2 separate regions of the Homo sapiens genome follow, and region 1 is linked to region 2. A link is a loop called in an ENCODE intact Hi-C map of the cell type or tissue named here. Cell type or tissue: transverse colon. All regions are shown on one strand. Each heading gives the region's core, and the rest is flanking DNA. Links, peaks and the distances in the headings are about the cores only. Region 1 overlaps SYT2 (synaptotagmin 2). Region 2 overlaps PPP1R12B (protein phosphatase 1 regulatory subunit 12B).

Region 1 (12,531 bases), core at 2,879-10,878, 150 kb after region 2:
TCGGCAGCTGCAGGGCCCAGCCCTGCACCATTTCTGAAGGTCCACACATAGCACATATCACAGCCGAGGAAACTGACAGCCAGAGAGAGGAAGGGACTTGTCCAAAGTGGCAGAGTAAGGAGCCTGCCTCCCAATCCAGTGCTCTTCCAAGCTGGCAAAATCCTGAGCCTCGGAGAGGCTTAATGAGCTGCCTGCCTACCAAAGCCAGCATGGGTGAGCATCTGTGGCTCTCTGGAACCGCAGGGAGTTCCAGTTCACCCTACAGATGACCCCTGCTTGGAGCTGTGACTATAAATGGAATACCTGGGGTGGCTCCTATCAGACCCTGACTCCCTGGAGCTGGCAACAGAGAACCGGCATGTAATGGTCCCCGTAAACACAGCTAGCCTGCATCAGGGTTTCTAATGTTCTGCTGCAGGTTCACTTTGCACTTGAGAAACAGGAACGACTTAAGTTTTTTTCTAGCAGCTTCTTGGCTCTTCCCAGCGGCCCCTCCCCCAAGCAAAGTCCCCTGAGAGGAAAAAAATCACACCACATCTTTGTGGATCAGCGGTGCCTCTGCCCCCACCCAAGACACCAGGCATGGTTCCTCATGAAGAGTGACTTGCGGCTCCTTCACAGCACCGAGGGCTGGAGCCAGAAGATGGATGAACCCACTGCGGGGGTCTCCTCTCTTCATGTGGGAGAATAGATTTAGGCTCAAAATGAAGGAGGGTTTTTGCACAGTCAGCACCACCCATTGATGAGTTCATGGTCCCAGGAGGTAATGAGGGCTCCATCATTGGGAGCATTCAAGCTGAGGTTAGCCCACTATTGGGAGGGGTGTTATAGACAGGACTCAGGTAAGGGGACACAGCGCTGACCTAGATGAAATTTGAGGTCTCCCTTCCAACCCTGAGAGCCTCTAAATCTCTGACATCTCCATCCCAGCCCTTGCTGCTGATTGGCCTCATTCGCCAGGCCCTGCTGGTTCGCCAGGCAGTTTGTCCTCAAGGAGAAGTAGCTGCCAATTATGTGAGGACCACAAGAGCTTCCTTTATGACACTGCCACTCTGCAGGAAGGGGCTGAGGTGGGGTAAGAGGGGAGAAACAAGACAGAAGGTGGCACCAGAGAAGGAGCCAGCTCCCCAGGGCCTGGAATCTGCAGTGTTGCCACCACTAGATAATTTGTGGGGCACATTGCTGTGGGGGTCTCAGGAAGCCAAGTCTGGGCCCAGAAGGGAAATAGCCCAGTTCTGGCCTCCTGACTGGGGTGGGGGACTGTCAAGGGAAAAATAAGCCCAACCTAGCTCTCTGAGGCTCATTAGAGAAAAAGGTAAATGTTGAAGACGTGTCATGGCAGGCAGCTCATTAAGCCCACGGAGCTTAAAAATAGTGAGACACGCAGATATTGGGGGATGGGGAGCTGGGGATGAGACTCCGGCTCATCACACTACAGGCAAGAACAGCAAACCTGGGAGAAACTGACTCTATAACCAGTGGAAGAAAGGCTGCGTAGCCATCGCCGGATCTCTAGGTAAGCTTGGCGCACAGGCCTGCTGGAAATGTCAGACCCTGTTCTGTCGATGAGAAGACTAAGCCCAGAGGAGGGTGTTCCCAGGCATTACCCAACAGGCTCGACTCTTCTCCAAGCAGGGGAAAAGAGAAGACACAGAGACACAGACCTGCCCCGGAGGAATCCAGAGCCCACCTGCCCAGAGAGGCTCCTCCTGATTTCCCTGGCTCTGGGCACCCCCTTAAAAGCCCTTTATGCCATCTTTCCTTTCAGTCAAATGATGCAGGATTTGGGACCAGACAGCCTTTGCTCAAATCCTTCCACTGTTACCTACCAGCTTGGTGGCCTTGGAGAAGTTATTTCCCTGTTCTGGATGTGCTTCCTCTTCTATAAACTAGAGACGCTACAAATTCCCACCACAGAGGGGTAAATGCACCATCCTGTATGTTATGTGTTTGGCACAGGACCTGGGATGCAGGAGGCACTCTGACCGGTGGCATCCAGGAAGTAAGGAATATGGACTAAAGGGAGGGCCAAGGAAAAGTTTACAGGATGTGGCTGTGCAGTTGGAAGATGCAGACGCGCCTCGCTTGGTGCTGCCAGGTTAGATTTGCAGAATGCAGTGAATGCTCTTGCTGACAAAGGATGGGGAAAAGTGAACTGGGGAATCATGACCTAGGGGAAGCCACTAGCTCAAATACTGATCCCTATTTAAGTCACCAAAATATGCTGGGCACCCACTGGGTGCCCAGCTCTTTCCCATAAGTGATCCCAAACCAGGAGCTAGGCCAAGCCTCCAAAGACGGCTGGGTAGTTCATTGGAATGAGGGCTGCAGTGACTCCAGAGGAGCAGGACTCAAGAGAAGGAGAGCCAGGGAAGACTGAGGGGATGTGTAGGTGAGGTGGCTTTTTTCTGGCTGAGAGAATAGAAGGTCTCCAGCCCACACCAAGGGCTCCATAATGGAAGGGAGGCCTAGGGTGGGTCCTCCCCTCTCCCCATCTTCATCCCACTCAGCCCCTACCTGGCCTTTAACACACTGGGTGGGAGAAGTGTTGCTGAGCACAGCAGTGACCTGAGGCCCTGGGCACCCATCCCAGCTTAGCTCCCTAGGGGGCTCCAGTTGCTGAGGAAGAACATAGAACTTATATAGGATGGGAGAGCTGGAAGGAAACTTAGGATCAATTGTTACAGCCTCTAACTGAATGGTGAGAGGCCAGTGAGAGAGCCAGAGCTAGAATCCAGGGCCCTTTCCATGATATTGCACCTCCCATCTCAGCCCTGTCTCTTATGAAATGCCATATTGAAGCTTTATGTATTGGGGAAATTTAACTGAGGCTCAAAGGGACACAAATTCCCTAAAGCCACATGGTGAGTCAGACAGCGAAATGCAAGGTTTCTGGTCCTTTCCCAGCATCCAACAAACATTTCTTGGGCACCTACTACAGTCAGGCTGGGAGCACTTTCAGACATTCTCTCACTTAAATCTCACATGTGGGAGCAAGGTGGTGGAAGAGCAAAGGGCCAGAGGCCAGGGTCCAAATCCTGGCTCTCTTAGCTGAGTCTCCTTGGACAAATCCCTTGATGTCCCTCAAATGATGCCTCCATTTCTTCACTTTATAATAAGGGGATTCATAATAGTACCTACCTTGTAGAGTATTGTGATAATTAAAGGAGACTATCCATATGAAATACTTAGAACAGAGCCTAGTAATATAAATATACCATTTAAAAATAAGTATACTGGCCGGGAGAGGTGGGTCACACCTGTAATTCCAGCACTTTGGGAGGCCGAGGCGGGTGGATCACCCGATGTCAGGAGTTCGAGACCAGCCTGACCAACATGGAGAAACCCCATCTGTACTAAAAATACAAAATTAGCTGGGCGTGGTGGCGCATGCCTGTAATCCCAGCTACTTGGGAGGCTGAGGCAGCAGAATTGCTTGAACCCGAGATTGTGCCATTGCACTCCAGCCTGGGCAACAAGAGTGAAACTCCATCTCAAAAAAAAAAAAAGTATACCATTTGACAATCCTAGGCATATACCCGAGAGAAATGAAAACACATATCCTTACGAAAACCCTTCCACAAATGTTGATAGCAGCATTATTCAGAGTAGCTGAAAAGTGGAATCAACCAAACATCCATCAACTGATGAATGGAGAAATAAAACGCAGTATATCTACACAATGGAATGTTATTTGGCAATAAAAAGAAATAAAGTATCGATACATGCTTCAATGTGGCTAAACCTTGAAAGCATTATGTGAGTGAAGGAAGCCAGTCACCAAAGACCATGTATTATATAATTCCATCTAAATCAAATATCCAGAAGGTGCAACTTCATAGAGACAGAAAGTAGATGATTAGTTGGCTAAGGCTGGGAGGAATGGAAGAATCGAGGGTGACTGTTAATATGTATGGAGTTCCTTTTCAGGGGTGAAAAAATGTTCTGAAATTAGATCGTGGTATGGTTGTGCAGTTCTGTGAATATATTAAAAACTATTGAATTGTGCGCTTAAATGGGTGAATTGTATCGTATGTGAATTATAGCTCAATAAAGCTGTTTTCAAAAAGTAAATATATATTTATAAACTTCTATAAATAAGATAGTAAATCATATCCATTCCAATTTAATGATAAGGCTCAGAGCGAGTCAGCAACTTGCCCAAAGTCCCATGGCTAGGAGGCCGCAGAACCTGATTTTGGACTTTGTGTTGTCGAACTCCTGAAGCTCCTAAGACCTGATCCAGCCCACACTCATGGAAAGCAGGTCTGCCCTTATGTATCTTGGGGAAAGCCTCCATTCCCTGTCCCAATGAGGCCACTCAGGAAGTTCTCCCCGCTCTCTAATCCAAACCCATAGAACTTACAAGGGATGATGTTGAGGGGGATTTGATGTCAGGAGCAGGGTCACGGGAGACAGGCACCAGAAGGGAAACCTACATTTCTAGCCAATGCTGGATATCTTCTTTAGGGAAGCCTGGGGAATGGGGCAGAAGAAACATAGTGGACTTCAAGACATGAGCTCACAGTTGATTTTGGGGGTGACCTTGGCCAAGAAACCTCATCTCTGGGGCTCTTGGTAAAATGATATTCAGGAAGAAGCTCTGAGGACAGCTCCAGAAGCAGACATTTCTAAGGCCATTTCTAAAGTGGCCCTCCCTCTCCTTACGTACAACTCACCCCAGATGACCAGGTGGGAAGTCTGTAGGACAGTGGGCATCACTTGGTTGCTTGCTTGGGTATACACAGCCTGGTCACCCCCATGGTTCTTGGCAGAAGATATTGGGGGCCAAACCATGAGGCCCTAACCTAACCATCAATGCAATACTATGAGCAGATCAGGTTGGCTCTCCCTCCCAGCCAGGAAGGAGGCAAGAGGAGGAAGCGACAAGGGCACTAACAACCAGGGTCCTTGTCTTACCTGGCAGGAAAGATGCTGAATGTGATATTGACTCAATGTGCTGCTTCTGATCAGCCCCCTGCCTGCCTCCCTGCACTGTGGATAGTCTGGCTGCAAGTGGTAGGGGGAAGGAGCTCCCAGTTTTGACAACCCAGGGAAGGCATCACCTCAGTCTGTCTGGGGCTCATGGCCAGGGTGTCCCAGCTTGAAGGAGAGGTTCTCCTGCCCCCTTCTCTGCTTGTACAACTACAGACTGCATTCAGAAACACTCCTTCTCTCTTGCTAAGGAGCATTAGGAGATACAAAACCACCATCCTTTTTCCAGGTGAAATAAGGAACAGAAAATGAGGAGGGCCAGATTCAGCCCAGAGCCACCCAGAGTCCAAGTGGCCTCACTGGGAGAGCAGTCCACTGGGTTTGGTGCCCTTGGTAGAAAGCCCAACATGCCAGGACCTCAGCCAGAAAGCCAGCATGTGCTCCAGAGCAGGGAGAGGGAGAGGCCAACCTGTGCATCCGCTAGGCTCACTGGCTATTTCAAATCATCGTCTGCCTCATTTGATCCCAGGACATCTTGGGAGAAGTGAGAAAGACAGGCATCCCTCTCCACATTTTTTAATGGGGACCACTGAGGTCCAAGAGATAGGGAAAAACCGCTTGCCTGGGGCCATGTGCAGTAACTTAATAGTGGGTTCACTGGATTCTAGGTTCTTCTCATCAAAGCCAATCATATCCCTGCCTCGCCCCACTCCCAGCTCTGCTGCTATGTTTCTTTATCTACAAAACGTCAGTTTTCAGAAACACCATAATAACACTCTTTATATTACTTTATAGCAAAATCTTTACAGCACCGTTGTGTCAGGCACTGCCTATTCTTAGAGCTATATGTAAATAGTCATACATTAAATCCTCATGCCAACCTGATGGCAAGCTATTTCATTTCCATTTTACAGATGAGGAAACTGAGGTAACAAGTGTTTAAGTAACTTAGCCAAAGTCCCACAGATAAAAAACTGGAGGAGCTGGCATTTGAATACAGGCAACCTAGCCCTAGCATCTGAGGTTTAACCACTGCACCACAGTGCCAAGCACATGCAAGTACAAGGCTCCTCATATCCCAAGTCTCACTAAAACATGGACTAGGGGCTGGGCATGGTGGTTCACGCCTGTAATCCCAGCACTTTTTGGAGGCTGAGGTAGGAGGATTGCTTGAGCCCCAGGAGTTCGAGCCCAGCCTGGGCAACATGGTGAAACCCTGCCTCTACCAAAACAACAACAACAACAAAGAAAAACCTCCCAAAACAAAAATTATCCAGGCATGGTGGTGCACACCTGTAGTCCCAGCTATGTGGGATGCTGAGGTGGGAGGATCACCTGAGCCTCGGGAAGTTGAGGCTGCAGTGAGCCGTGATCACACCACTGCACTCCAGCCTGGGCGACAGAGTGAGACCCTGTCTCAAAAAACCTGAAAACCAAAACCGAAAACCAAAACCAAAAACCATGGACTAGGGGCACACGAGTCGGCTCAGGACAAAGTACGCATGCAAGAAGTCCACATAAGTCCAGAAGCTGGGCTGTGCTCTCACCCAGGCGCCATGTGCTGGGGGTGGGGATGGGGGACAGGCTGCAATCTGTCTCTGAGCAGCCGGCTGCCCTCAAGTCCCAGCCCAGCCGAGCAGTGGGGAGCAGGTTGAAGGCAGGCTTGGAGCTGGCAGGCTCCGTCTGCCCCACTGTGAGCAGCAGCTTTGAGAGACTCTCCTGCCGGCTGCTCATAGGTGCTGCAGTATCTCTCCTGGCTGCAGGGCTGGCTGGGCTGAGGCCAGGCCAAGGGCCTTCCTTCCCCCTTTCACCCTCTGCCCCTCCCTCAGTGCCCGGGGCCAAACTAAGGCCTTTGGAAGCTACTCTGGCTTTCTGGTCTCCAAGGACTGCCGGCCCTGATGATCAATTTGGTGGCTGCGGGACCAGGTTTAGTCTTGGGTGGCAGCGCTGACCTCCAGGAATGTCACTGTGGCCCCTTCAGGGGCAGGTAACAAACCTAGCTCATTCCCAAGAGAATAAGGGAGTCCGGTGGATCAACTCCCAAGGTTTTCCACCTAGCAGATTTGCCAACAGCGGGCAATTCCCCGGTAGGAAGTCCTTCCTTGTACCTCACATGAGCCCTTCCTGCTGCAGTACAGCCACATTACCTTCTACTAGAAACCCTTCTGCTTCCAAATGCACCCTTTGTTAAATTGCTAAGATGCGATTCCATGAGTAACACAGCAATCACAAAAGCCACTGAAGCAGACGGCAGCTGCTACAGGGTTCAAGAATTCCATTCCAGCTGGGGAAAGGCTGTGGGCTTTGCCCCTCCTCCCCCCCAGCCCCTCCCCAGTCTCAGGACACAGAGAAAAAAGGAGCAGCATGTGGTGAAGAAAAATGGAAAGATAACAAAACAAAGGAAGAAAAAAAAATATTCACAGCCTCTCTTGACCTGCCAAGGACTTTTTCCACATCTTTCCCTAGGCTTGGGGGCCCAGATAAGGAACTGAGCCTTTCTTGCAGCTTCTGCAGGCTCTGCCTGAGAGACCCGCTCAATGGGCCATCTGCTCGGAGGCCTTTCTGCAAAAGCTTCAAAAGTTCCATTTCTCCAGGGAGCTGGAAGCTGGGGAGGTGTCAGCTCCAAACAATAAGGGAAATTTATTAGGGATCAGGGCTTCCAGGAGGATGGTGCCTGCAAATGCAGCCGGATGCACTCCAAGATACAAAGGGTTATTTAATGCGGAAAATCCAAAGGCTCCTTCAGAAGTCAAGTGCTCACACCCGAGGCCCTACACGCTGCAACCTTCCTTTTCAGAAACACTCCCCATCACCCTACCCTGTTCGCCCCTACCCCGCCCCATCCCAAGTCAGACTTATTCCCCGTCCTTTGCCCCTGGGCAAATATTGACTTTCTTTCACTCAGCCTTGTCAATGGAAGTGAGACCAGTGGGGCTGGCTATTGTCTCCCTCCTCTCTCCTCTCAGAGGGCAAAGCAAGCTGCCAGCCTCAACAGCTCTGAGCAGGGGCCAACTGTGACAAGCTGAGAAAGAAAAGCGTGGTCTTGGAAGTAATATTTCTGTCTTTTGGTCTGTTGTCTTTCTGTCCTCCCTCCCTTCCCCAAGCCCATCTGGGATTATTTTTTTCACGTTTGGCTATCCTGCTGCCCTGTCTGGCTCAAGAGCAGCAGCGTGGCATAGCTGGCATAACTGAGAGAGCTCAGGCCTGGGAATTCAAGTGTCTGATACCGGGTCACCTTATGCTAGTTCTTTAATTTTCTTGGGCTTCCGTGTTCTATTCTGCAAAATGGGAAGGTTGGACCCCATGATCTCAGTATCTAGATCAGGAAGTTCCTTCCTATCAGGACCCATGTCCTTTCTGCTGCAGTCAAGGCATTTTACCTTGTGCTCTGATTTTAGAAAAGATGGAAAATAACTGCTTGGTGCTTAACAGGGAGGAAGGAAAGAGCGTTGGATTGAGGGTCTACAAGGGCTGGCAAGCTCCGTCGCTGGGCTTGGAGCTCCCCCTAAGCCTCAGTTTCCCCATAATCAAAACAGAGGGCTGGATGAGATGATCCCACAGCCCCTTTCAGTGCCTCGTCCTGCCGTGCCACTCATCTAACACATCTCTGTGGAAGGCGGTGTTCCCCGCTCCTTCAGCTTTTCTCCAAGGCTGCATCTCACAGCCTTTCCTCATGACTAACCTTGAATGGAGGGATGCCATGCTGCTGGCTTGCGTTCCCTCATCATCAGGAGCCTTTTGTCAGCCACACTTCTCTCAGACTCATGCTGCTTGCTTGGCCTTTGGCCTTTGTGGCTGAGCTCTTCCTTTCTCCAGGCCCCATGACGAAGACTAGAGCATGCAAACTCCTGGAGCCTGAGGCCAGTGCGCAGCAAGAGGAGGACACAGGACGTTGGGGCATTTTGGGGGATCGTGTGCATGGTGACAACTGCAGGACTGTGAACTGTATCCCTGCTCCTCCTGTAATTTGAGCCCTCTCTGTGATAACATAGAACCTCAAAAACCCATCCCTTGTGCATTAGTCAATAACACACTACAGACTTCCTATTCCAGGTTGGTAATATTCCCTTTTCACAGATGAGATAATTGAGGCTCAGAGAGGTTGGTAATTTGCCTGAATTCACACAGATATTAAGGAGCAAGCCAAGATGGGAACCTAGATATATCTACCTGCAAAGCCTTTGCTCTTAACCATCAGCGCTCTTACTGAGAAGGGGAGGTCATCGCCTCTCCCCAAGCTGACTTATAGGACTGGAATCACGGGGCAGTGAACACCCAAAGCTTGAACGACTCCAACAAACCTCCCACCCCACCCCACCCCGCCCCACCCAGCCTTGGCAAAGGCAGAGCCAGCAGGGTCACGGACCAACAAAGCCAGAAGGACTTTGGGTCATCTAAACCAAGCTTTCACTTCACGTATGAGAAAACTGAGGTCCACAGTGGTGTGCGACTTGCCTAAGGTCACACAGCAAGTCTAGGGTAAACTTCAGTCCCGGCCATGGGGTCCTGGGAGTCCCCCTCCAGGTTGAGCCAGTCCCTTTGCCACTCCTTCCACCTGGGTGTAGACATGCCTTTAGCCACTCACTCCAGGGACATCTGGCTTTACCGCCTCTCTGCTTCTCAGTTGGTCCATTCCTAGAAGGTTTGGGGAATGGAGTAAAAGGCCCATTTTTTCATAACCACAGAGGTGTGGCAGAGAGTGGGGAAGGGAGAACCAAGGAAAACTGGTGTGAGATTATTGGAAAGTCAGGCAGTCTCTCTGTTTCCCATGAAGTTTCTACTGCAGAATGGTCCTAATGGTCAGAGAGAGAGAGAGAGAGAGAGAGAGAGAGAGAGAGAGAGAGAGAGAGAGAGAGAGAGACAGACAGACAGAGAGACAGAGAGACAGTGAGACAGAGCTGATGTTCCCATTTTGTAGGGAAGCTTTCAAGATGGTAGAGGAAGATCACACTGCAAGTCCACAATCTTTCCCTGCTCCCCATGGCCACTACTCACAGCTGCCCTGCCACCTGCTTGCTACGCAGCTTGTATTATTATTATTAACAATAGCTACCACTCATTGAGGACTTAGACAGCTCAGTACTGGACCAAGTATTTACATATGCTTCTTGTTTAATCCTCATAAAAACCCTAAAATACCACCACTATTCTCATTCTGTTTTGACTACTTAGTAACTGAAGCTCTAAGATATAAAGTAATTTGCTCAAGGTCACACAGCTAATAACCAGTAGAGCCAAGGTCTCCTGGGGACTCCCCCTCCAGGGGTGTGCCTGGCTTTGAAATTCATATACAGTATTTGTCTCAATTTGTCTCGACTCTGGTGACAGAAGTGGGAGGGCAATGCATTGGGAATTCCTGGAGACCACCTGCTCCCATCACCCAGCCAAGCCCACTTCCTGGACTCAGACACCAGCCCAGAACTGCAGCCACAGAACTGTGGGGTTGCAAGGGCCTGAGAAGTTATCTAGTTCTACCTTCTCAATGTACAGGCGAGGAAAGCAAGAAAGGGCCTTGCCCAAGGTCACACAAGGTCACAAAATTGGAGGCAGAGCCTGTAAATTAAACTCAGCTCTCTTGTCTCAAACTGGGACTCGTCCGCAACACCCTAATGCCCAGTAAGAAGTTATTGTCTCATCTCAACCGAAGACAGAACCAGAGTTCATCCAAAAAGGAGTTAGATTAGACTTTCCTATGGCAAGGACTGTCACATTGCACAGTGGGGTGCTCTAGGCTATTGTAGTGGAGATCTTTCTAAAACGAGACAATTCCTTCAGATCTTCCTTATCTGAGATGAATGCAGCCCTGTCTGGAGGTAGAGAGCAGACCGCATGACCTTGTGAGGTCCTTGACATCACCCTTTAACCTATAGTCATCTGTCTGTCACAGCCAACCTTTCTCTAGGAAAGAATCTGCCCTCTGCAAAGAGGATGTGTAATGCTGGAAAGCCGGCCTTTCTCCCCATCAGCTGGATTCTGAAAGTGGGGAGAGATGACCAATGAACAGGCTGAGGGTGTCACAGCCCTGCTACTTTGGGATGGGGGGTGCAGTAGGGGAGCTACAGTCTTCCCAGAGGATAGGTCATTCTACCCAGCTAGGTCATTCTACCCCACCCCCATCCTTTCAGTGGGCAACACCTGCAGGGTGTTGGGACTGGGAGAAACCTCAGATACCTTAAATTCCAAACCCCATTTTCCAGATGAAGATACTGAGGCCCAGAGTGGGTCAGTGAGTTGCCCAAGGTCATAGGACAGGTCAGAATGGAAGCTTTCGGACTCTCCCTGGGGCGCTGCGTTCACAGCTCCACTTTGACACCCCCTGCCCCGGAAGTGAGCACTGAACTCACTTAAGAGAGGCCAGTGACCAAAGGCAGCGATTCCCAGGTGCAGAGGCTCGGGCAGGCGTGCCCATGAGCTTGTCCCCCCGCGCGCCCTCCCCCACCTCGTCCCCATTCCTGTCTTGGGCACCATGCGCTCCATCATCCTGAGATTCAGAGAGGTGCAGTAGCTTGTCCAAGGTCACACAGCAAACTGAGTAGGGCCCTCGTTTCCACTGCCCAGCTGCCCCCTCCCATCGCCCACCCGGGTCTCTGCAAGCTTGCCAGGATCCCCGCGAGCCTGCTTCCTCCAATGCACAGAGCCGTGGCGCGTGTCAAAGTGTGGGAAAGTTCCCGGGAGAGGAAGGGGTGGAAAATGCAGCCGCTCATCTCAACCCTGGACGGCTGCGGCAAGGCGGGGGCGCTCAGAAAGGCAGCCAGTCCTGCAAACCGCCCGTGCCTCCGGCACACCCCCCTCTGCGCCAGGGGCTCCCCAGTGTCGCGCGAGCATGGTCTTCCAGCTCCTCCTCAGCGAGGCAGGCGCTGCAGGGTCCCATGCGCCCCGCACCCACTTCTCTCCGCACGCCCACTTCATGCACCTCCCCGCGCCCTTCCCACGGCTTCTCTGCGGCGAGTCGCCTTCGCTTCACCGCAGGTCCCTGGTCCCAGCGCTAAGGCACCGCGGCTTCTCTCGCCTTCTCTCCGCTTTGGACCCGGGCTCTCCGCGGGGAGAGATAGGTTGGGGGCTAGGGGTTCCCGAAATAATTCAGGACACCTCCCCCGGGTCTAGCCAGGTAATTCCGACGCCCATGGATTTCCGGATTACAGTTCCCACCGCGGGCTCAGTCCTACCTACTCTTAGTTTACCCCGCAGTGAGCACCAAGTCCCAAAAGTCGGAGTGTCACCGTTTGGCGACCCCGCGTCCGCCCACGCCTCAGGCCCTAGAGGTGGCCACTGTCGGTCGAGGCACGGCTTCGCTCGGGACTACTGGCTGCCCTCGTGGGGTGCCCCGCCTGGGGTTCCCTCTTACCCTGGGACGTTCCGGGCGCGTTCAGCCTGAGCTGGTGGAGAGGGCGGGGGCGGGGGCGGGGGCGGGGACAGCTGGGGTCCCGAAGTCCAGGTCCCTCTTCCCACTTCCCCGCCGGCCCTGCCGCTGCGGCCCTCGCTCCCGCGCTCGCTCGCTCTCGAGTCTCTCCCTCTCTCTATTCTCTTCCTCTCTCTCTCTCTGCAGTAGTAACAACCTGATCCCGCTTCCCCCGCCCGCCTATTGATATGCTCCTC
Region 2 (12,531 bases), core at 2,402-10,401:
GTGAGCCGAGATCACGCCACTGCACTCCAGCCTGGGAGACGGAGCAAGACTCTGTCTCAAAAAAAAAAAAAAATTTTTTTTTAGTAAGACATATACTACAAGATACATCTATAAAAGCTATATACTCAACTTAGTTCCTTTCCTGTTTGGAGTGAACATGTTTAAATACCATTCTCTCCTCAACAGATTTGAGGTATAGGACTCTAAAGCTACTTCAAAACCCAATTTCCCATTGGATTCCGGACAAAATTTATTTTGTTATCATTCTAGAGAAAGCAGCGTTGTTCTCTCCTTGGAAATTATGATTATTTCTTTTTTCATTCTTCTACTTGGAGTAGTTTTATTTTACTTAGGTAACCCTATGAACCTTCATGGAGAATATTTCAAGGGAATTAAGTCCTCTTCCAAATGAGTTAGCCATACCTGGTAAAAATAATTAAGGGGAACTCTTTGATTAAGATGTGATGAATATTGTAGCACACCTATCCTTTCTTTATTTTCCAAATTATTACTGATGAGCTTTTAATATGACAATGAAAATAATGTAGTAGTAAGAGTGTTGGTCGTGATGATAGTAGTTCTGGTCATGGTAGTAGCAGCAAACGTGTGCCAGGTTCTATTCTAAGTGCCTTACATGGGTTTGCATTTAATCTTCACAACTCTATTAATATATCTGTATATATCTGTTACAACTGCTCATATCTTCATTGTATAAGAAACTCGGGTATAGAGTGCTTAAATAATTTATCCACAATCACCTACCAAGTAAGCTGAGAAGCCATGGTACAAACCCAGGCAGTATGATTTTTATGCCAGGGTACTTTATCACTACACTATACCTGTCAAAAGACAGTTTAGGTCTTTTATTATTATTTATTGTGACTTTTAAAATATTCACTGGTGATTTGCTGGATGTTTTGCACAACTTCCTTTTTATTTTTCTTTTCTTTTCTTTTTTATTTGAAACAGGCTCTCACTCTGTCACCCTGGGCTAGAGTGCAGTGGTGCAATCATGGCTCACTGCAGCCTTGACTTCCTGGGCTCAAGCAATTCTCCCAAAACAACTTCTTGAGGCAGAATTTGTCCATTTATAGTGTGTGAAGGGGCAGTATAAACTTTAGTGACAAAGTACAAAGTGTATCTTTGAAGTCATGCTTAATTCTCTGTAATCAATTATTTGAATGCCACTGATGGTGTAATCTCAATATCATACCAAATACAAAGAAAAATTCTTCCTGCCCTCTAGGAAACATAGTAGATAGAGATGGTAATAAGAGGACTTTGGCATCTGAATTCCTTCTCATGCTACTAAACTGTGAGTGTTAGCCTGGTTTTTTCCGGATGCCAGAAGGCGAGGGGATAGATGAGAAGCCATGGCTTCCATTATTTTTATTTCTGTTTTGTGAGACTGTATCTGTCTTCTTTGCATAGCAATGAAGAATCCTGTAGCATTCAGATTCATGGATGGCTGCAATGCTTCTCAGAAAAATCAAGGAGTGTGGAGTGAGGGCTTGCTCTACATAGGGGTCAGCAATATTTTTCTATAAAGGTTCAGATAGTGATTATTTTGGCCTTTGCAGGCCATGTTGTCTCTGTTGCAGTTACTAAACTCTGCTCTGTGATTCCAATAAAACTTTATTTACAAAAATGTTGCAGGCCAGATTTGGCCCAAGATCATAGTTTGCTGACCAGCTGGTCTAGATTTTAGAAAGTGTTACAGAAGGACTTAGTCTCTACTGAAAACGTAGTATGTTCTCAACGCAGCTATAAGTTAGGCACATTACTTCTGTAATCTTTGGAATGCCCATCTGAGATAAAGAAAAATGAATGAAAATGTTCCTTCAAAAACATTTACAGTTCAAGTACTAGAATTTATGGGTTTTGTTTTTATATATTTTTTCTTAAATAGTAAAACTCTCATATATTGACACAGGTTACAGAATAATATGTGTGATATTCATAGTATATAGTTTTTATAGTTTTATAGTTTATAAAAAACTATATATAGTTTGTATAGTATATATTTACATACAATCTGGACTTATATGCAGTAAAATAAAAATGAGATTATCTCCATGTGGTGGAATTTTAGTTGATTTTTGTTTTCATATTTTTGTCTGTTTTTTCCCCTGGGGAAAAAAAGCAGTGTGATTTCACATGTGTGATTTCAGATATTTAAGATTCCAAGTCAGGTAAAATATTCCTGATCTTACCTACCAGGTTTTTATGAGCTCTGTTTCTCTCATTCAAAAAAACTCTCTAGAGTAGGCAGTAGGATAAGGGAGCCCTTTTTCTTTCACTGTGCCTTCTGTCCTGTATGCAAAGAAGAGATAAAGATCAAGAATTCAGTATAATAGTGATACTGTATGTTTTGCAGGTAGAAATAACACGTGAGTAGGTTTGCTGGTAATCTAGACAGAAATTCATGGGAAGTTAGTTCTCACCAATTCCAGTATCTGGACTACAGCTTTAGTTTTGGGACTTAATTTTTTTAGTTCACTCAGAGGCGAGGAATATATTAAGGAAATATGCAAACCTACCAAACTATAGCATATTGACACACGTATTGGAATTCCAATTTACTAATTTACCTTGAGGGAAAAAATATGAGTATTAAAAACATTGCCTGGTTGGGGACTTCTGCTTCAGTCTGTGGCATATTTTGTTTATGTAAAATCTTCCACTGAGAATAACTAGAAAAAACTGGATAAATATAAGAAAAAAGTTTTTGAAGGTACTTGAGAGTTACAAAGCAAGTGAGAACTTGAGGGATCAAGATCCTGGAGAGAAGGAAACCTTAAAAGGGTAAACCCAACATTTGGCTCTACTTTTCCCCTTGAGGTATTTGCTGATTAGTAAAGCAGTGGCTATGAGCCTGAGAAACTGAACAAGATTTTCGTAGTCTCATGGGACTCAGGGAATGATTGGAGTTCAGAAAGAGAGCCTAGCGGATACCCCAGACTTTGATTTAGAACCACTGAAGGGCTACATTCTAAGGGCTTACCAGAAATAGACCAGCCCTTGAAAAGACTGAAGCCTAGCTTCCAATCAGCTCAGTCTCAAAGTGGATTAAGGTACTTTGCCTTAGTCTCCTGGTTCTTAAAATGTGGTCCCCAGACCAGCAGTGTCATCTGAACTAATTAGAAATGCAGATTATCAAACCCCTACACCAGACCTGCTGAATCAGGACCTCTGGTGGTGTGGTACTCAGAAATTTGTATTGCATAAGCCCTCAAAGTGGTTCTGATACAAGTGAAAGTTTAAGAACCACTTCCTTAGCCTAACTGCCAGGGGGAAAAAATATCCTCTCTGAAGGGTAGCAACAACAATCATGAGTTATCACTCACTACATTTTTTTATTAAATATGCCTGATGTTATTTTAAAAATTAGCATACATACCAAGAAATAAGAGTTACCAAAAGACCAAAAGAAAAAATAGACAATAGGAACAAGTCCAGATACTGATATTATCAGACATGGACTTTAAAATAATTGTGATTAATATGTTCCAGGAAGTAGATAAGAAGTAGAGATTTTCACCAGAGAACTGCAGTCTGTTAAAAACAATCAAGTGGAAATTCTAGAAACAAAAAATCACTGAAATCAAGAAACTCAGTTGGTGAGTTTGCAGTAGTAGACCAGCTAAAGAAATGATTAGTGAACTGAAAGATTGGACAGTAGAAAATATCCAGAATGAAGCACAGAGAGATAAAAGGCTGGAAAATGCAGAAAAAGCATGATAAATCAGTAGAACATGGCCAGTAAGGTCTAACATAAATGATTGGAGTCCCAAGAGAAGACAGAAGCTAGCTTCATTTTTCACAGAACACCGTTTTTACTTCAAAGCATTACTGATGGTCAAACAATGGGTATTCACACCTGAGTAATTTGGCAGACATTTTCTTGAAAATAAAGTCAACCCATTGAGTATTTGTTGCCAATTAAAAATTTAAACTTTCAAGCAGAAATTAGAATTTTAGAAAACTTATATGCTACCGTGAGTAATATTATTGACAGCTTCCCAATACTTAAAGACTGTTCTAAGATCAAAGGTGATATTAAATAATTTATTTTTACTATTATTATATAATGTAGTATGTCAATATTGGGAAGATCTGCTTAATGCAGCAATATTTTACAAATGCACCAATATTTTACAAATGACTAATGAAGATATGTTACAAAATCATGCATGACTAAGAAGATTCTTTGAAAGTACAAGATAGACCAAAGGATTTCAATGTAACAGAATATGAAAAATCTATTAATATGTTTTAGAGCAGTGTTCCCCAACCTTTTTGGCACCAGGGACTGGTTTCATGGAAGACAATTTTTCCACAGACTGGTGGGGGCATGGGGTGTGGGGGGCAGTGATGGTTTTGGGTAAAACTGTTCTGCAGATCATCAGGCATTAGTTAGATTCTCATAAGGCATGCACAACCTAGATTCCTGGCATGGGCAGCTCACAATAGGGTTCACGTCCCTATGAGAATCTAATGCCGTGGCTGATCTGACAGAGGGCAGAGCTCAGGCATCAATGCTCACTTGCTCACCTCCTGCTGTACAGCGTGGTTCCTAACACGCCACAGATCAGTACTGGTCTGCAGCCCGGGGGTTGGGGACCCCTGTTTTAGAGTACACATTGTAACTAACCACCACTTGTGTTGGTGTAGCATCAAAGAAAAATATCTCCCGATTATCTGAGAAAGCTATCACAATACTCCTCGCTTTTCCAACTATGTATTTGTGCAAGACTAGATAGTCTTTATATATTTTAACCAAAACAATATATTGACTGCATAAACAGATAAGAGGATCCCACTGTCTTCTATTAAGCCAACATTAAAGAAATTTATGAAAATGTAAAACAATGCCACTCTTCTAATTTTTTGTTTTGGAAGATATAGTTTTTTTAATAAAAAAAAATTGATGTTAAAATGTATTAGGGCTATTATTTTCTTTTTATTTTAAAATTTATTTGACACATTACATATTTATGGAGGTACAGTTTGATGTTTTGATGCATATCTGTGTTGTATAATGATCTAATCAGAGTAGTTAGTATATTCATCATCCATGCATTTATCATTTCCTTGTGGTAAGAACATTCAAAAGCATCTCTTTTACCTATTTTGTAATATACAATATTTTGCTTTTAACCATAGTCACCTTACTCTGCAATAGAACATCAGAATTTATTCCCCCTGTCTAATTATAACTTTGAACCATAAACCAACCTCTCCCCATCCTTCTCTCACCTCTTCCCTCCCCAGTCTCTGGTAACCACTGTTCTACTCTCTGATTTTATGATATCAACTCCCCCCACCTTTTTTTAGATTGCACATATTAGTGAGATCATGCAGTATTTTTTTTTTCTGTGTCTGGCTTATTTCACTTAACCTGATATCCTCCAGGTTCATCTGTGTTGTTGCAAATGACAAGATTTTATTCTTTTTTTTTAATGGATGGATACTGTTCCATTCTGGATATACACATTTTCTTTACCCATTCTTCCATTTTTGAGGACTCAGTTTCATATTTTTGTTAACGTAAATAGTGCTGCCATAAACACGGTAAGGCAGATAACTCTTCAATATACTAATTTCCTTTCCTTTGGATGTGTACACAGTAGTGGGATTGCTGAATCATATGGTAGTTCTATTTTTACGTTTTAAAGGAACCTCCATACTGTTTTCCACAATGGCTGTACTAGCTTACAGTCCCACCAACTTGTGTAAGTGTTCCCCTTTTCTTCACATCCCTGCCAAAACTGGTTTTCTTTTGTCTTTTTGATAATGGTCATTCTAAGTGGTGTGAAATGGTACCTATTGTGGTTTTGATTTTCATTTCCCTGATGGTTTGTGATGTTGACCATTTTTTCATATACTCATTAGCCATTTGTATGACTTCTTTTGAGAAGTAAATGTCTGTTAAGGTCTTTTGCCCATTTTTAAAATCAGGTTTTTGTTTTTTTGTTTTGTTTGCTGCTAAGTTCCTTATATATTCTGGATATTAACTCCTTGTCAGATGTATAGTTTGCAAATTTTCTTTCCCATCCTTTAGGTTGTCTGTTTACTCTGTTTAATAGTTTCCTTTGCTATGCAAAAGCTTTTTAGTTTGTTGCAATCTCATTTGTCCATTTTTGCTTTTGTTTCCTATGCTTTTGAAGTCTTATTTAAAATATCCTAGCTTAGCCCCATGTCATGAAGCATTTCTCCTATGTTATCTTCTAGGTAGTTCCATAGTTTTGGGTTTCCATGTTAAGTCTCTAATCTACTTTGAATTGATTCTTGTATGTGGTGAGAGGTAGGGATTTACTCTCATTCTTCTGCATGTGGATGTCCCACTTTCCCAGCAGCATTTATTGAAGAAACAGTTTCTCCCCTAATGTGTGTTCTTGGCACCTTTGTCAAAAATCAGTTGGCTTTAGGTGTGTCAATTTATTTCTGGGCTTTCTATTCTGTTCCATTGGTCTACGTGTCTGTTTTTATGCCAGTACCATTCTGTTTTTGTTATTATACATTTGTAGTATATTTTTAAGTTATGTAGTGTGATGCTTCCAGCTTTCCACTCAGAATTGCTTTGGCTATTCATTTTTTTTTTCTGGTTTCCTATGAATTTTAGGATTTTGTTTTATTTCTATGAAGAACACCTTTTTTTTTTTTTTTTTTTGACATGGAGTCTTGCTCTGTCGCCCAGGCCAGAATGCAGTAGGCGCAATCTTGGCTAAGATATTAACAAGAAATTACAAAAGATAGAGAACTGGAAAGATAAACCTATGGAAGAGCTTCTAAGAGAAGCCCAAAAAGTATATGTAAAAAGAGAGAAAGACTGACAGAGGGAACAGAGGAAGTCTGTGCCCAAAATCCCAGTGAGTAGTTTGGTGGGAACGACGGTTACAGAACAGGTGACTCAGGATGACTCAGGTCAGAGCAGGTGATAGAGGCTAGGAGGGGGTTGTTTACTGAAGCTAGAGGCAAGAGGGTGAAGAGAACCAGGAAGTTAAGCTTTAAAATGGAGAATAGAGAATAAGAGAGCTGAATATACTGGCATACTGATTCTTTGAAGAGAAACTTGGAGTTCACTACATTTAACACCTACTGTTATAGTATTGCAGTCTATCTCTCCCTTTACCTCTAATAATATTTGCTTTATATATCTGGGCGCTCTGGTCTTGGATGGATGGATGTATTTATAGTTTTTATATCCTCTTGCTTAATTGTACCCTTTATCAATGTCTGATGACCTTCTTTGTCTTCTTTTACAGTTTTTGACTTAAAGTCTGTTTTATCTGACATGGTTACTCCTGCTCACTTGGTTTCCATTTGCATGGAATATCTTTTTCCCTCCCTTTACTTTTATTCTATGTTTGTCTTTAATGGTTAGGTGAGTCTGTTTTAGGCAGTATATAGTTGGGTCTTGTTTTTAATCCGTTCAGCCACTCTATATCTTTTAATTGGATAATTTAATCCATTTATATTTAAGGCTATTATTGATAAAGAAGGTCTTACTCCTGCTATTTTGTAAATTTTTTTTTCTGGTGGTTTTATAGATCCTTCGTTCCTTTCTTCCTCTTTTATTTACTTCTGTGGTTTGGTGGTTTTCTGTAGTGCTGAGCTTTGTTTCCTTCCTCTTTCTTGTTTGTGCCTCTGCAGTAATTTCTTTCTTTCTTTGTGGCTACCATGGGGCTAACATTAAAAGTCTTATAATAGAATGTTTTAAGCTGATAGCAACTTAACTTTGGTTGCATTAAAATACTCTAGACTTCTCTCTTTTGTTTCTGTAATTTACTTTTTTACCTGTGATTGTATTCCTTAGCTACTAATTGTAAGTGTCACGGGTTTTGACCATTTTGACTTTAAACCTTCGTACTAGAGGACTGAGAGACTTACATAGCACCATTAAATCACTGGGCTAGTCTGAATTTGATTTATGAATTTACCTCTATTGGTGAGTTTTATACTTTTACATCTTTTCATGAAAATAATTATAATCTTTTATTTCCAGTTATACCATTCTCTTAAGTATTTCTTGTAAGGCTAGTCTAGTGGTGATGGGTTTTTCTCAGCTTTTGCTTGTCTGGGAAGGTCTTTATTTTTCCTTCATTGGTGGTTGATAGCTCTGCTGGATATAGTATTCTTGGCTGACAGGTTCATTTTTTTCCCCCAAACACTCTGAATATATCATCTCATTCTCTCCTGGCCTACAGGATTTCTCCTGAGAAATCCAGGGGTACAGGGCTGCTGCTTGACCAACTATCAGGCCAAGCATGGGTACAGCAGGGCCACACAACCCTGCAGTGGTCTGTCTTTGGGGCAGGGCTGCTGCTAGACTGGCTGTCAGGCACAGTGGTGTGTGGCCACAGCAGGGCTGGGTGGTTCTGCAGCGGTCTGAGGGATGGAACCACGGTAGAACTGGTTGTTGGGCTGGATGTGGGTGTGCATAGGTTCAGCTGGCCAGCTAGCTGTGCAGTGCAGGTATGTACCGGTGAGGGGACTGGCCAGCAGTTAGGCAGTTTCCCCCCTGTGCAGCTTTGGCTGTTCCTGGGGTTGGGAGGGTAGTGTGCCACATGGGTTCAAGAGCAGAGGTCTCAGTTGTTGCATCTGGCTAGGCTTCAGGCAGCTAGGATTGTAGTGCTACAGGTGCCTGTGTGAACATGATAGAGTGATGGCAGGGCTACAGGAATGGAGAAAGTCCATTCCTGTACTGGACTACAGGGAAGGGCACATTCTAGTAGTAGGTTCAGTTTCAAGATGGTGCTGAGTAGCAGCAGCTTAGGATGTGAGGGTGGGGGGCAGGGGGTGCTCAAGGTGAGCTCCTACTCTAGGCAAAGTTAACTGTATGAACTCTACTCTCCAAACTGGATTCAGGGCCTGTGAGGACAGAGGGACTCTCCTATAGCAAGAATTTCTGGCATTTGTGGTAGCAATGGGGATCACTGGTGATCTCCAGCTTACGTTTTTCCCTTAAGAAGCCCCCTCTGGCTCCAGGCTGATCCTGGTAGGGAAGACAGTGTGGCAGAAGCAGAATACCTTGCTCCCCTCTCTATGGTGCTGCCCTGGACTTTTGTCTTCCACAGGGATTTTGCTGTTCCCCTAGTGCTCTCCCGAGTACTTCTTTGGTCATTTTAATTGAAATATCGTTGTTTATTCATTGTTTTGGTCCCTTTTTGTGGAGAGGATGGGCTTTAGGTAACTCAATTTGGCCATCCTGCTGACATCACTCCATCTTATCTAGGGCTATTTTAATATTATTATTATTGTTATTATTATTTGAGACAAGGTCTGGCTCTGTCAACCAGGCTGAAGTGCAGTGGTATATTCTCAGCTCACTACAACCTCTGCCACCCAGGCTCAAGCCGTCCTCCCATCTCAGCCTCACGAGTAGGTGGGACTACAGGCATGTGCCACTGCACCCGGCTAATTTTTGTATTTTTTGAAGAGACGAGGTTTTGCCATGTTGCCCAGGCTAGTCTCAAACTCCTGGGCTCAAGCCAGCTACCCGCCTGGGCCTCCCAAAGTGTTGGGATTACAGGCATGAGCTACTGCTCCTGGCTGCTATTATTTTTAAATAAATTAATAAATACATTTTTTAATTTTTAAATTTTAATTTCTAGTAAGATAAATATTAAACCCCATATAAACAAAAGCTCTCTGGGGTTCTCAATAATTTTAAAAAATATTAAAGGATCTTGAGACCAAAACAATTTGAGAACCACTGCTCTAGATATTAAAATAACAAATATATTCTAAGGGTATTGTTAACAACTTGATGCCACTAAATGTGATAATATAGACAAAATAGAAAATTTCTTAAAAAACAATTACCAAAACAGAAAATTTGAATAAGCCTAACTCTATTAAAGAAATGAACCCTTTATTTAAAACTTTCCCATAGGGGCTGGGCACAGTGGCTCACGCCTATAAACCAGCACTCTGGGAAGTCGAGGTGGGAGGATTGCTTGAGCTCAGGAGTTCAAGATCAGCCTAGGCAACATAGCGAGACCTCATCTCTACTAAAAATAAAAAAAAGTTAGCAGGGCGTAGTGGCGTGCACCTGTAGTCCCAGCTACTTGCAAAGGCTGAGGCGGGAAAATCGCCTGAGTCCAGGAAATCAAGGCTACAGTCAGCTGTGATCACGCCACTGTACTCCAGCATGGGCAACGAAGTAAGACTCAAAAATAAAAAACAAAACCTTCCCACAAGGAACACTGTAAACCCAGATGACTTGATTGGTGAACTCTTCCAATCATTTAAGGAGGAAATAACCCAAATCTTACACAAATTCTTACAGAAATAGACATGTAGAGAACACTCGCAATTCATATAACCTTAATTCACAAAGCTGACCAGCATATTACAAGAAGGGAAAATTATAAGCCAATTTCTTTCATGAATGTGGTAGGAATTCTAAACTAAATAATAGTGAATATGTTTAAAAATCTATATAAAAAGATGGTACATCTTGACCAAGTTGAGCTTGTCCCAAGAATTCAGTGTTGCTTTATCATTCAAAAATTATTCAGTGTAATTCACCTTCCTGACAGAAAAAAGGAGAAAAGCAATCATCTCAATATATGGGGAAGAATAGCATGTGATAAAGTTCAACATACACTAATGATTAAAAAACAACAACGAGAAACTCTCTTAGCCTATTTTCTATAGGAACAGAAGGGAATTGCTTTAATTTGATGAGTGGTATCTGCATAAATCTTACAACAAACATTACACTTAATGAAAAAATGCTGAAAGCATTCTCTTTGATGGCAGGATTACAGAGAATGAAAACTTACTATCATCACTGCTTTTCAGCATGTCCTAGAGATTCCTAGCCAAAGCATTAAGTCAAGAAAAGAAATAAAAATTGGAAGGATAGGAAAGAAGAAATAAAATTCTCATTTTACAGATGACATGATTCTGTGTGAACAGTAATACATTTACAAACACAATAGTCCCGTTATCCATGGAAGATACATTTCTTTTTTTTTTTTCTTTTTTTTGGAGACCTAGTTTCACTCTTGTCACCCAGGCTGGAGTGCAGTGGTGCATTCTCAGCTTACTGCAACCTCGGCCTCCAAGTTAAAGTGATTCTCTTGTCTCAGCCTCCTGAGTAGCTGGGATTACAGGTGCCCACCAGCACATCTGGCTAATTTTTGTATTTTTAGTAGAGACAGGGTTCCAGCATGTTGGTCAGGTTGGTCTCCTACTCCTGACCTCAGGTGATCCTCCCACCATGGCCTCCCAAAGTGCTGGGATTATAGGCGTGACCCACCACACAATACCTTTCAAGACTTCCAGTGGATGACTGAACCTACAGATAGTACAGAACCCTATATAAATACTATTTTTTCCTATAAATACATATCTACACTGAAGTTTAATTTATAATTAGGCACAGTAAGAGATTAACAATAATACTAATAACTAATAATAAAATAGAACAGTTATAACAAAATGCCAGCATCACTACTCTTGCACTTTGGGGCCATTATTAAGTAGAATAAGGATTACTTGAACATAAACACCGTGATATCACAACAGTGCATGATTTGCATCTCAGGAGGGACAGAATGGAACAGCATGAAATTTCACCACGCTATTCAGAACAGTGCACAATTGAAAATGTATGAATTGTTTATTGATGGAAGTTTTCATTTAATATTTTCAGACCACAGTTCACCATGGGTACTGAAACCACAGAAAGCAAAACCACAGATAAGGGGGAACTACTGTAATGACTTGGATTCTGTAATGTTTGCTGATGGTTGATAGCATTTCTGTCATTTTGACTTTGCTTAAGTTCATTCCTAGAATGTAGAAATCTCTTCAATATGTGGAAACACTTTGTCATTCCTCAAGTATATGCAGCAAAGATCTTGCTTTTGCTATTACTTTTTTTTCTCTGCAGGTCCTATCTGACTCCTGTACGGGATGAGGAAGCAGAGTCTTTACGGAAAGCACGCTCCAGACAAGCTCGGCAGACACGAAGGTCTACTCAAGTGAGTGTGGCTTTTTTTAAAATGTCATTTTGTGTATCTACCCTTCTGTTGGAGGTACAATCAAAACACACTGCAATATCCATGTTCAACTGCTGATTTAAACACACACACACACACACGCTCACGGCTTGGCGTGGTGGCTCACACCTGTAATCCCAGCAATTTGGGAGGCCAAGGAGTTGAGACCAGGAGCATTCCTGACTTGAGGTCAGGAGTTCAAGACCAGCCTGGCCAACGTGGTGAAACCTGTCTCTACTAAAAATATGAAAATTAGCCAGGCATGGTGGTGCATGCCTGTAATTTCAGTTACTCGGGAGGATGAGGTGGGAGAATTGCTTGAACCTGGGAGGCAGAAGTTCCAGTGAGCCAAGATTGCGCCACTGCCCTCCTGGGCGACAGAGCGAGACTCCATCTCAAAAAAACAAGACAAAGCAAAACACACACATGAAAATGACTGCCCTATTCCAGCCAGTCTTAAAAGCTTTCATTGTGTTGAATCTTATACTACATAGAACCAAATGAATTTACAGCT

What was found. Hi-C counts contacts between places; a loop is a spot of excess contacts. Peaks named below come from ENCODE experiments on the same cell type or tissue, not always from the same donor. Only the 100,000 strongest peaks of a DNase experiment are listed, where the experiment ranks them.
Region 1: it touches region 2 in a loop (3-fold over the local background); 4 of 110 quality-filtered maps call a loop at or near these places.

What each region holds. Positions count from the first base shown.
Region 1 is chr1:202,630,998-202,643,528 of GRCh38, forward strand. All of the region lies in intron 1 of SYT2 (synaptotagmin 2), which reads right to left. Among named protein-coding and RNA genes, the nearest start is that of SYT2, 73 kb to the right of the region's middle. RefSeq lists enhancers at 6,618-7,183, 11,783-12,531. In transverse colon, for the core only: no CTCF peak of the experiment used is centred there; a DNase peak (open chromatin) is centred at 7,784; H3K27me3 peaks cover 3,811 bases.
Region 2 is chr1:202,476,625-202,489,155 of GRCh38, forward strand. PPP1R12B (protein phosphatase 1 regulatory subunit 12B) reads left to right here. Exons shown (of 24, transcript NM_002481.4): 14 at 11,909-11,999. Among named protein-coding and RNA genes, the nearest start is that of PPP1R12B, 130 kb to the left of the region's middle. In transverse colon, for the core only: no CTCF peak of the experiment used is centred there; a DNase peak (open chromatin) is centred at 6,920; H3K27ac peaks cover 643 bases.